Linked DNA regions of Homo sapiens: region 2 is linked to region 1. The links are chromatin contacts, found by Hi-C or POLR2A ChIA-PET in ENCODE. All regions are on one chromosome and are shown on one strand. Each heading gives the region's core, a stretch centred on a gene start or an enhancer-like site at or near the end of the contact. The rest is flanking DNA. Distances are from core to core; before and after follow the strand shown. Region 1 holds the start of CFAP65-AS1 (CFAP65 antisense RNA 1). Region 2 holds the start of ZFAND2B (zinc finger AN1-type containing 2B).

The links. Hi-C counts contacts between places; a loop is a spot of excess contacts on that map. ChIA-PET counts read pairs that join two places held with the same protein, here RNA polymerase II (POLR2A). Pooled maps may share reads with other maps.
Region 2: a pooled map shows a loop between it and region 1 (2.3-fold over the local background). The contact joins the promoter of ZFAND2B here to the promoter of CFAP65-AS1 in region 1. A Hi-C loop is called at or near these places in 6 of 50 pooled maps. POLR2A ChIA-PET finds 5 or more read pairs at or near these places in 5 of 52 experiments (Caco-2, HepG2, WTC11 and 2 more).

The regions. Positions count from the first base shown.
Region 1 is chr2:219,000,116-219,005,353 of GRCh38, forward strand. It overlaps CFAP65-AS1 (CFAP65 antisense RNA 1), which reads left to right and starts at 2,100. Exons shown (of 3, transcript NR_046086.1): 1 at 2,100-2,185. CFAP65 (cilia and flagella associated protein 65) reads right to left here. Exons shown (of 35, transcript NM_194302.4): 33 at 3,837-4,340; 34 at 3,020-3,157; 35 at 2,731-2,906. The coding sequence ends at 2,822. It overlaps MIR375 (microRNA 375), which reads right to left and starts at 1,593; the gene lies at 1,530-1,593. RefSeq lists enhancers at 1-429, 1,872-2,166.
Region 2 is chr2:219,202,794-219,208,031 of GRCh38, forward strand. It overlaps ZFAND2B (zinc finger AN1-type containing 2B), which reads left to right and starts at 3,989. Exons shown (of 9, transcript NM_138802.3): 1 at 3,989-4,249; 2 at 4,534-4,628; 3 at 4,855-4,986; 4 at 5,094-5,238. The coding sequence starts at 4,195. RefSeq lists enhancers at 3,581-3,830, 4,948-5,238 and a silencer at 3,881-4,280.

The DNA of each region.
Region 1 (5,238 bases), core at 850-3,349:
ACCCCGCCCTGTGGCAGCGGAGCAGCGGAGGAGGGACCTGGATGAGAGGCCAGATCCCTGGTAATGGCCAGCAACTGCAGTCTTAGGATGGATAGTGGGTGGGGGACTGGGGAAATTAGGCCCTGGGGTGAAGGGGCAGTAATTCTCAGTCACCAGGAAAGATCCCCGCCCACTGGGTGGCTGCCTCCTTCTCACCACCCTCCCCTCAAGGCTGTGTGTGTGTGTGTGTGTGTGTGTGTGTGTGTGTTTGGGAGGGGGTCATTCCAAGCAGAGATCTCTTTGTTGTGCAAACCCAGGATGTGGAATCCTGGCCCCTGACATGGTTGGGGAGGGAAGGGGAAGCCCTCAAAGACACAGGGAAGGTGCACCAGGACCATGCCAGGCCCCTGACAGGCAAATCTTTCAGTGCCAGGCAGAGTAAAGGGCTGGCCCAGGACAGAGCCTGGTCAGGGGGGCCAGGAGAGGGCTGCACACACCCTAGCCCAGGACCCAAGGACCTTCCCCTGCCCCTGGGGCTGCTCCACGAAGAGCCCTGCTGTAGTCCACCCTCTCCCTAAACCTGCCTGGGATCTGTCCAACGCCATCTCGCCCCTCCCCCTTCTCTCTCTGTGCCACGGACTCGGGCTCAGCAGATCCTTTGGGGCCTCTGGGTAGTTGGGTGACATAGGGGCACTAGAGCGGGTGGTGGTGGAGGGGACAATCCAGCACCTCTAGGAACATGCAGTTTGGAGGGACTTCTGACCCTGGTTCCCATCTCCCGGGGCTGCCTCTGCCTGAGCTGAGGGCCACCTACCTACCCCACCCCAGCTGATGGAAGCGAGGATGTGGGATTCTGAGGTTTGAGGAAGGTGGTGAACCGCTGTGCCTGGGGGCTTGTCCTTTTCAGTCAGTCTGACTGTCTCAGACGTTTTTAGACTGAAAGAGGGACCAAGGGAGTGTCAGGGAGTGACATCTCAGGATGTCAGCAGCACCACAGAGATCCGAGGAGTGGATTTGAGGCTCCATGGTGGCCCTCAGCTTCCCCCGCCCAGATTTTCCACACCTCAGCCTTGGCTCCAACTCCGTGAGGGCCTGCATCTTCCCCAGCATGACCAGGAGCCCAGGAACCGGGACAGGAGGCTGGGGAGGGCCTAGCCCCTGCGGGAGGCCAGACCAACCGTTCACTGAGCAAATGGGAAAACCAAGAGGCCGGGAAATGACTTGCCCAAGGCCATAGAAGTCGCGGGGACAGAGGCGGACTAGAATCCGGGTTTCCACCTCCAGAAGGGTTTCTGTTCTGGGCCACGGCCCCCTTCGCCACCCGCTGGAGCCGGCTCAGCCCGTATTACGACGCAGAATGGAGCCTGGCAGCCCAGAAGCTGCGGGCAGGGCAAGGCAGGGCGGGTGGGGCCGGATGGGAGCCGGATCTCCCCTGGAGCGGCGCACAGCCTCTCCCACCCGTACGGTTGAGATGGCGGTGGCGGTGGCGGCGGCAGGTGCCTGCGTGGCGATCAGGCCGGCCCCCGGGCTGGTGCTGAGAGGCCGCCCCTGCCTCACGCGAGCCGAACGAACAAAACGCTCAGGTCCGGTTTGTGCGAGGGGCTCGTCGCGGGGCGGGAGCGGAGGGCCCGGGGCCTGGCGGTCGCCCTCGGTGATCTCCTGGTCCTGGTCTTCCGCGAGCTCAGTGCTGCACAGCGCCCCGCTAGCCTCCGCCCTCACCTGAACGCATCTGCGGCTGACACGTCGGCGGCCGCGGCGGCCACCGCAGGTGCGCACCTGGCCCGCCCCTCCTTTCCCAGCCACCCTCCGCCCGGCTTTCCTGGCCCCTCCGCCCGGCCCAGCCTAGCTTGGCTTCGTCCCCAGCCCACGCCTTGGAGCTTGTCCCGGAGCCCGGGCTCCGTGTGCTCTTATACTGCCTGTTCAGTCCCCGCCCCCAGACACACACACTCACACCTGTCCAGGCGCCCGTTTGCTCGGGGCAAATATTGACTCATGGAGGCGGAGCGCTCCCCCCTCCCCCGCCCGGGCTCTGAGACCGGAGCTTCTCCGAGGCCTTGGTGGCGGGGGCGGAGGGGAGGGTGCTGGGGACCCTGGGCGCCTCTGGAACAACACCAGATGTCACTTTTCCACCCACCTGCCTCTGGGAGGGAGGAGCCGAGAAGCAGAGGACAGAAGCTCCCGGGCGGGGGTTAGGAGGAACCGAGAGGTGGGTATCCATCCTCGTCTGAGGACTGATTCACAGTGGGAGTCGCTTAGCAGGGTCTGTGGCCCGAAATCCAGTGGTGACCTCGACCCGCCCCAGCCTAGTTCCTGGCCCTCCGCGGCGTGCCTCAGTTCTTCCTCCCCAGCCTCTTGGGCACTCGGAGCTCGGCAAATGCTAAGGGGCTGGCCCTGGGGGTGCTAAGCCTCCGAGCAGGCGCGGCGCGGAAAGGTGAGGGGTGGCCGCCCTGCCCAGTGGACACCTGCTTCGCTGGCCAGGCCTGGCACTCAGTTACTGTGCACCAAGGTGCGCTGGGGCAAAGGCCAGCCAGGCCCCGTCCGGAGCGCCCTCCACTGGCCAGACCCGGTCCAGCGGCCGGCAGCTAGCGGCCAGGTCTCAGTCCAGCTGCAGTGTGGGCGGAGAGGTGCATCCTCCCGGGCCCTAAGTTCCCGCCGCGCCTCTGCAGTCCGCCCGGGCTGCTCCCTGCCATCCTTCCCTCTCAGAGCTCGCGCGCGCGTTCCCCCTCGTCGGGGAAATAAAGTCAAGGTAGATACAGAAAAAAGACTAGATGCTTTTACTGGCGGTGGAGAGGGGGCCAGGCGTGACCCCTAGCGGCATGTCGGAGAGGCTGGGCGCGGGCATTTACGGAAGGTCGGTAGGAAGTGGCACCACCGGGTGGAGTACCTCTGCTTGCTGCGTCGGCAGCAGCGTGTCCGGGGTCAGACTCCTGGAAGACAAAAAGTCCCAGGTAGGCGTGGGGGCGAGGCTTCGGGCAGAGCCTGGCTGCCCCCGTGGCCCCTCTCGCGCGGTCTGCGCGGCCGCTGGTCCCGGCGCCCTTACCTGGGCACGCAGAACGGCGGCAGGGCGATGACGCGTGGCCGCGAGGTGAGTACCACCTCCCCGCGGCTCGCCTCCACCAGGATGTTCTGGATCATGTTCTCCAGCAGCGCCTCCTGCAGGTTGGCGAAGGCCGGGAGCCTGCGAGGGGGCGGGGGCTAGCATGAGGGCGGCCGCAGTGCCCGCGCGCCTCCTCGCTCGCCTGTCCGTGCGGTACATTGTGCCGCGAGCTCTACGGAGATTCCCATTCGACTCCCCTCATCCACTACACTATGGGGCATTCTTGTTTCAATGTTACGGACGTTCCAAGTGTGGCTAAAAGATTCCAAGTTGCCAAATATGCTGCTGGTTTAAGGGGTGGGATTCAAACCCAGGCGATGTAGTAGGCATCTCAGGGCCAAGTTTAGAGAAAGGTAGGGAAGTGATGAGAGGGCGCAGAAGGGACTGGGTGGGGCCTAGGGAATCCCTACAATGACATAAATCATCTGTAGGGCAGCCCCGGCGGGAAGTCCCACCTGCAAGACAGGTGGTCCTTTTCTGGCTCTAGAAGCCCATTTACAAGACTTTGCAGACTATAACAATTCTCCTGGTAAGTTGGTAAATGTCAACAACTAGTTCTTAGAGAAAAAAGAATAAAGTTCAGTGTTGGTGCCGGGCGGATACTCCCACAGAGGCCTTAAGCTACCAACATGACCTCACTAAGCACTGAATTAGGATGAGATGTGCATACAGGCAGCAGCCATCCTTGGCATCCCACTGCCTCCTAGGAACCTTCTGCACTTCGCCTCCCTCCCGTCCTCACTGGGGCCTGGCTGCTCACCTTCTGATGGCCTCCTTCTCGTCCTGTTCTTGCTCCTCCTTCACCATGACATTCAGCTGCTGTTGCCACTGCCATTGCATGGACTCCTGGGACTCAGGCTGTGGTGTGGGCCCGATGCCCGCCCAGCTCACTTTCTCTTCCTTCTCATCCCTCTCCTCCTCCTTCTCCTCTATCTCCTCCTTGCCCAACTCCTCCTCTTCTGTCTCCTCTTCTTCCTCCTCTTCCTCCTCCAACTCTTCTTCTTCCTCTTCACCCTTCTCCTCCTCCCCCTCTTCCTTCTTTCCCAACCCTGGATAGTGCTCTGGTCTGTCTTCCTTCGGCTGCTTGCCCTTCCCATCCTCCCAGCTGCTGGAGGGTACAGGCAGGATTGGCATTAAGTACAGGCTGTTTTTCTGGTCCATGAACTTAGTTGACTGCTCATTCCAGAATTGGCGGAAGTACGGCACCTGCTCCACCAGGCTTTGGTCCACAGCCTCATGGAAGTTCTTGTCTTCCAGCAGGCCCCTAGGTGGCAGGGAGAAGGAGAAGGCCCTTGCTGAGGGGCCCTGAAGCCCCTGGGGAGCCCTGGCTTCAGAGCTAGGTTCTAGGTGGGAAAGGGGCTGCTAGGTGGGGAGAGGGGAGCCCTTGGTCAGTTGTTCCTCCTGTCCCTTCTTTCAAGGAAGACATCTTTGAGCCTCATGGATTTTTAGAAGCGAACATGGTATGCTGGAGGCAGGGCAGGTCAGATTCACACACATGATGGGCAGGAACCCTGGGGAGATAGTGGACTGGCTCCAGACTCATCTGCCAGCCCTGGAATGGGGCAGAACTCAGGATCCAGACCTGAGAATCCCTCCAGCCAGCTCCATCAGAGCCCCACTGTCCTGGGGTGGGGGGGCCGGGGGGGGGGACCGTGGTGGGATCTTGCAAAGAAGTTCTGTTTCTTTTTTTCTTTTCTCTCTCTCTCTATTTCTCTCTTTCTTTCTCTCTCTTTCTCTCCTCTTTTTTCTTTCTTTCTTTCTTTCTTTCTCTCTCTTTCTTTCTTTCTCTCTTTCTGTCTTTGTCTCTTTCTTTCTTTCTCTTTTCTTTTCTTTTTTTGAAAAAAAGCTCTGTCTCCCAGGCTGGAGTACAGTGGTGTGATCATGGCTCACAGCAGCCTCAACCTCTCAGTTAATTAAGCTAATTAATGGTCTCAAGCAATCCTCGCACCTCAGCCTCCAAAGTAACTGGGACTGCAGGCATGCACCACCATGTCCAGCTAATTTTTGTATTTTTTGTAGAGATGGGGTCTTGCTATGTTGCCCACGCTGGTCTCAAACTCCTGGGCTCAAGCCACCCGCCCACTGCTGCCTCCCAAAGTGTTGGAATTACAGGCAAGAACCTCCATGCCCCACCAAGTTCTATTTCTCAAGAAAGGAAGAGT
Region 2 (5,238 bases), core at 2,739-5,238, 200 kb after region 1:
TTTGAGACAGAGTCTCACTCTGTTGCCCAAGCTGGAGTGCAGTGGCACAATCTCGGCTTACTGCAAGCTCCGCCTCCTGGGTTCACGCCATTCTCCTGCTTCAGCCTCCCGAGTAGCTGGGACCACAGGTGCCCGCCACCACGCCCAGCTAATTTTTTGTATTTTTAGTAGAGACAGGGTTTCACCGTGCTAGCCAGGATGGTCTCGATCTCCTGACCTTGTGATCTGCCCGCCTTGGCCTCCCAAAGTGCTGGGATTACAGGCGTGAGCCACCGTGCCCGGCCTACTTCAAAGGATTTTCACAGGGGATTAAATAAGCTAACACATGAGGAAGAGCAGGACACAACAATAAGTGCTAGTTTTTCTTTCCATTTCTTTTTTTTCCTGTTTCTTTATTAATTGAGACATAGTCTCGCTCTGTTGCCACCATGCCTGGCTGATTTTTGTATTTTTAGTAAAGACAGGGTTTCACCATGTTGGCCAGGGTGGTCTTGAACTCCTGGCTTCTGGTGATCTGCCCACCTCAGCCTCCCAAAGTGTTGGGATTATAGGCATGAGCCATCGTGCCTGGCCTTTTCCTTCCATTTCTATATGCACTGTTTCACTAAGAGTCAATTGAGAGGCGGAAAACCACTGAGACAAATACCATTAAACTAATATTCAAGTTGAATTGGAGCCAAGACACCTTTTCTGGCTATCCTCAGTTTGACCTTGTCTGCTTTAGACCTGCTAAAGCTAAAATAACTGGCGTCTGGCTATGACTATGCCTGCGAATTTTAGAGGAACCTATGTCTACTGTCCCAATGAGAGGCTGCAGCTCAGTTACCCACAGCTAAAGCGCAAGGCTGCTTAGCAGGTCTGTGTATGCTTTGTTGGTCTACAATAAAAGAGACTTAAGTAATGCTCAGTTGTTAATTGATATCTCCTAAAATAGCTAATTCAAGTTGCAAAATGTTATTTGATTTCTCTCTCAGTGTTCTCCTGGCTTCTTTTATTCAGGAAGCAAGGAGGCTACATTGGGGAATGGTGACTTTGGTTTGTGCGGGCACTCTTTTTAAATCGTGGGATGAGAACATCACCCAGTGAGAAAGCCCCTGGGCTGGTAATCAGCACAGAGAGCTTAGTCAGGACTATAACCCATCAGTCAGAAAAATATTTGCCTGGGAAGAGAGATACTACCGTGAGAGCTTCATTCACTTTTATCGTGGTCGCTGGGGTCTCTGAGGTAAGTCTGTTATGGCATGATATGGTCTGGATATGTGTCCCCTCCAAATCTCATGTTGAAATGTATTCCCGCCGGGCGCAGTGGCTCATGCCTGTAATTCCAGCACTTTGGGAGGCCGAGGCGGGCGGATCACGAGGTCAGGAGATCGAGACCATCCTGGCTAACACGGTGAAACCCCATCTCTCCTAAAAATACAAAAAATTAGCCGGGCGTGGTGGCATGCGCCTGTAATCCTAGCTACTTGGGAGGCTGAGGCAGGAGAATGGTATGAACCCGGGAGGCGGAGGTTGCAGTGAGCTGAGACTGTGCCACTGCACTCCAGCCTGGGCGACAGAGTGAGATTCTGTCTCAAAAAAGAAAAAAAAAAAAAAAAAAAGAAAAGAAAAAGAAATGTATTCCCAATGTCAGAGGTGGGACCTGGCAGGAGGTGATTGGAACCTGAGAGTGGACCCCTCATGAATGGCTTAGTGCCATCCTCTTGGTGATGAGTGAATTCTCACTCAGTTCACATCAGATCTGGTTTTGAAAAGACTCTGGGACCTCCCTCTTCTCTCTCTTGCTCCCACTCTTGCCATGTGACATGCCTGTTCCCCCTAGGCCTTCTGCAATGATTAGAAGCTTCCTGAGGCCTCACCAGAAGCTGAGCAGATGCTGGCACCATGCTTCCTATGCAGTCTGCAGAACCATGAATAAATTAAACCTCTTTCTTTATAAATCAACCAGCCTCAGATTTTTTTTTTTTTTTAAAGACAGGGTCTCACTTTGTTATCCAGCTGAAGCACAGTGGTACAATCATAGCTCACTGCAACTTCGAGCTCCTAGGCTCAAGCAATCCTCCCACCAAAGCCTCTCGAGTATTTGGGACAACGGGTGGATGCCACCATGCCCAGCTAACTTTTTAAAAATTTTTTTTGTAGAGAGGGAGGTCTTACTATGTTGCCCAGGCTGGTCTCAAACTCCTGGACTCGAGTGACCCTCCCACCTTGGCCTCCGAGGGATGGGATTACAGGCATGAGCCACCATGCCTAGCGAGGTATTTCTGTATAGCAACATAAGAACAAATGACTACATTTGCACTTCAAGCATTCTGGCTCATGCTCAAAAATGAGATCCGAAGATTTTTATTTTTTGAGTTCCACAAGGCTTTGGTTATCTGAGCATTTGTAAAGTGGGAGTGGGGAGAGAGGCAGTGTTTATCTTTGTTTAGTCTGCTCCATACACGTTTCTCCAAACTGAAAGCCTACAATTCTTTCTATTTTTGTAGAGACAGGGTCTCACTATGTTGCCCAGGCTGGAACTCCTAGGCTCAAGCGATCCTCCTGCGTCAGCCTCCCAAAGTGCTGAAATTACAAGCGTCAGCCACCATGCCGGGACTGGAAGCCTACAATTCTAAATTGTACTGATGAATATAGAGAGGAAAAAAAATGAATAAACAAAATTCTTAGAACCAAATGATTATAATGAGACTGGGAAAAAATTATTTGAAATCTGACAGTTATATATTGAAACAAAATAAAAGCATTTATAAAGTCCTGGATGCAATTTAAAATAAAAAGAATATTGGCTGGGAGTGGTGGCTCATGCCTGTAATCCCAGCACTTTGGGAGGCCGAGGCGGGCAGATCACGAGGTCAGGAGTTCGAGACCAGCCTGGGCAACATGGTGAAACGCCGTCTCTAAAAATACAAAAATTAGCTGGACGCAGTGGTGTGCACCTGTAGTCCCAACTACTTGGGAGGCTGAGGCAGGAGAATCGCTTGAACCCGGGAAGCAGAGGTTGCAGTGAGCCGAGATCATGCCACTGCACTCCAGCCTGGGTGACAAGAGTGACACTGTGTCTCAAAAAAAAAAAAATTATATTGGTCAGGTGTGGTGGCTCACGTCTGTAATCCCAGCACTTTGGGAGGCCAAGGCAGGAGGATCACTTAAGGCCAGGAGTTCGAGACCAATCTGGGCAACAAAGAGAGACCCCTCCCCAACCCCATTTCTACAAAATTAAAAATTAGCTGAGCACGGTGGCTTGTGCCTGTAGTCCTGGCTACATTCAATAATTACTAAGAATATTCTAGGCTAGGGTTTTTCAGAGTGTGGTGCATGGCAATCTGTGTCAGAATTCCTTCAGGTGCTTCCTACTGAATTAGAAGCTCCAGGGCCCGGAAATCCGCATTTTAAACTAGCTCCGTAGGCGATTTGGATTCACACTAAAGACTGAGGACCACACTGTTCTAGGCACTGTTAGGTGCTGGGACCTAACACGAAACAAGGTAGACGTGGTTCCTGATTTCCCAGTATGCTCATATAGGGGTTGGTCGCATTAGTGATATGGGTGCTAGAATGGAAGAAGTAAGATCACATAGCAGGTGCGCCTAGTTCAGACTGAGGAGGGATCTGCAGCTCTAGAGACGTCTGTACTTCAGAGAAATACAGGAGCTGTCAGCTCGTGGAGGCGAAGGGCAGCCGTGGCCGTGAACAAAATGGCCAGGAGGAGGGCATCGTGTGTGAAGCGGGCTAAGGACCGAATTGTGAAAGACCCCAAACCACCCAGCCTTCCATCCCCCAAGATATCCGTCTTTGCCTTCGCTGGCCTTCCTCTGCGGAGCTACGCCCGCGCCCAGGGTGGCGGAGCCGCGCATCAACACCCTCTCGCCTCGGGACAGTCTTCCGACTCAGCCTTCTAGAGCAAGGCGAGGCGGGGCGGGGCTCAACCGAGGCCCTCCCCGGCTGCCCGGAGACTGCGCCGGACGCGCCAGCCCTGCGGGATGACGTCAGCGCGCCGCGCGCGCCGAGGGAGGAGCGGGCGCCGGGGGCCGGCTGGCGCGGGGGCTCCGGTAACCCGGGCTGGGCGGGGGAGAGGAAGGGGCGGGGCAGGGAGCCCGCCAGAGTGCGGGGTCGCGGTGCGGACTTCGAGCACGAGCCCTAAAGACGCTCAGCACTCGTCGCTTCTCCTAGCAGACCCTGCCCGGCTTGGCGATGGAGTTTCCGGACCTCGGCGCTCACTGTTCGGAGCCGAGCTGTCAGCGCTTGGGTGAGGGGCGGAGCGCGCGGGGGGCGGGGCCCAGCGGACAGGGACTTTGAACCGCAGGTTGGGAGGGAAGGGTGGGCTCCCAGGCTGGCAATGCCGGGGGGCGGGGCTTGAAGCTGGGGGGGGGTGGTCAGCGGCAGAGGGGGCGTGGCCAAGGAGGTAATGGGCTTGGGAAGGGGCGGTGTGTCGAAAATAGGGTGGCGTTTTCCTTCCCGAGTGGAAGACTTGAGTGAGAGAGAAGGACATCGAGGTCCCGCTGGACCTGCAATCCGACCAACTCTTTGCAGATTTTCTGCCGCTTAAGTGTGATGCCTGCTCAGGCATCTTCTGCGCAGACCATGTGGCCTACGCCCAGCATCACTGTGGATCTGCTTACCAAAAGGTGAGGGGGCGATCCTCAGGGTGAAAGCAGGCAGATGGAGAATGCGTGCAGAATCCCCCAAATCTGTGTCTCACGTTTCTTCTCCCTTTTGTCCTTCTGAGGCTGTCAGTGCTGGGAAACACTGTTTTTTTGCGTGTTTGTGGTGGGTCATATCCAAGTTCTTTCAGGACCAGAGATTTGTTGGACTGGAGTGGGCCACAGACTGACCCTTGCTCCTTGACTACAGGATATCCAGGTACCTGTGTGCCCTCTCTGTAATGTGCCTGTGCCTGTGGCCAGAGGGGAGCCCCCTGACCGTGCTGTGGGAGAGCACATTGACAGAGACTGTCGCTCTGATCCAGCACAGCAAAAACGTAAGGTAAACATTGTAGGGGTCAGCCACAACCCAGCTGGGACTACGGATGCCTGGAAACCCAAACAGCTAATCAGAGTCTCAGCAGAGACAACCTTCTCACTTCACCTCAGATCTTCACCAATAAGTGTGAACGCGCTGGCTGCCGGCAGCGAGAAATGATGAAACTGACCTGTGAACGCTGTAGCCGAAACTTCTGCATCAAGCACCGGCATCCACTGGACCATGATTGCTCTGGGGAGGGGCACCCAACCAGCC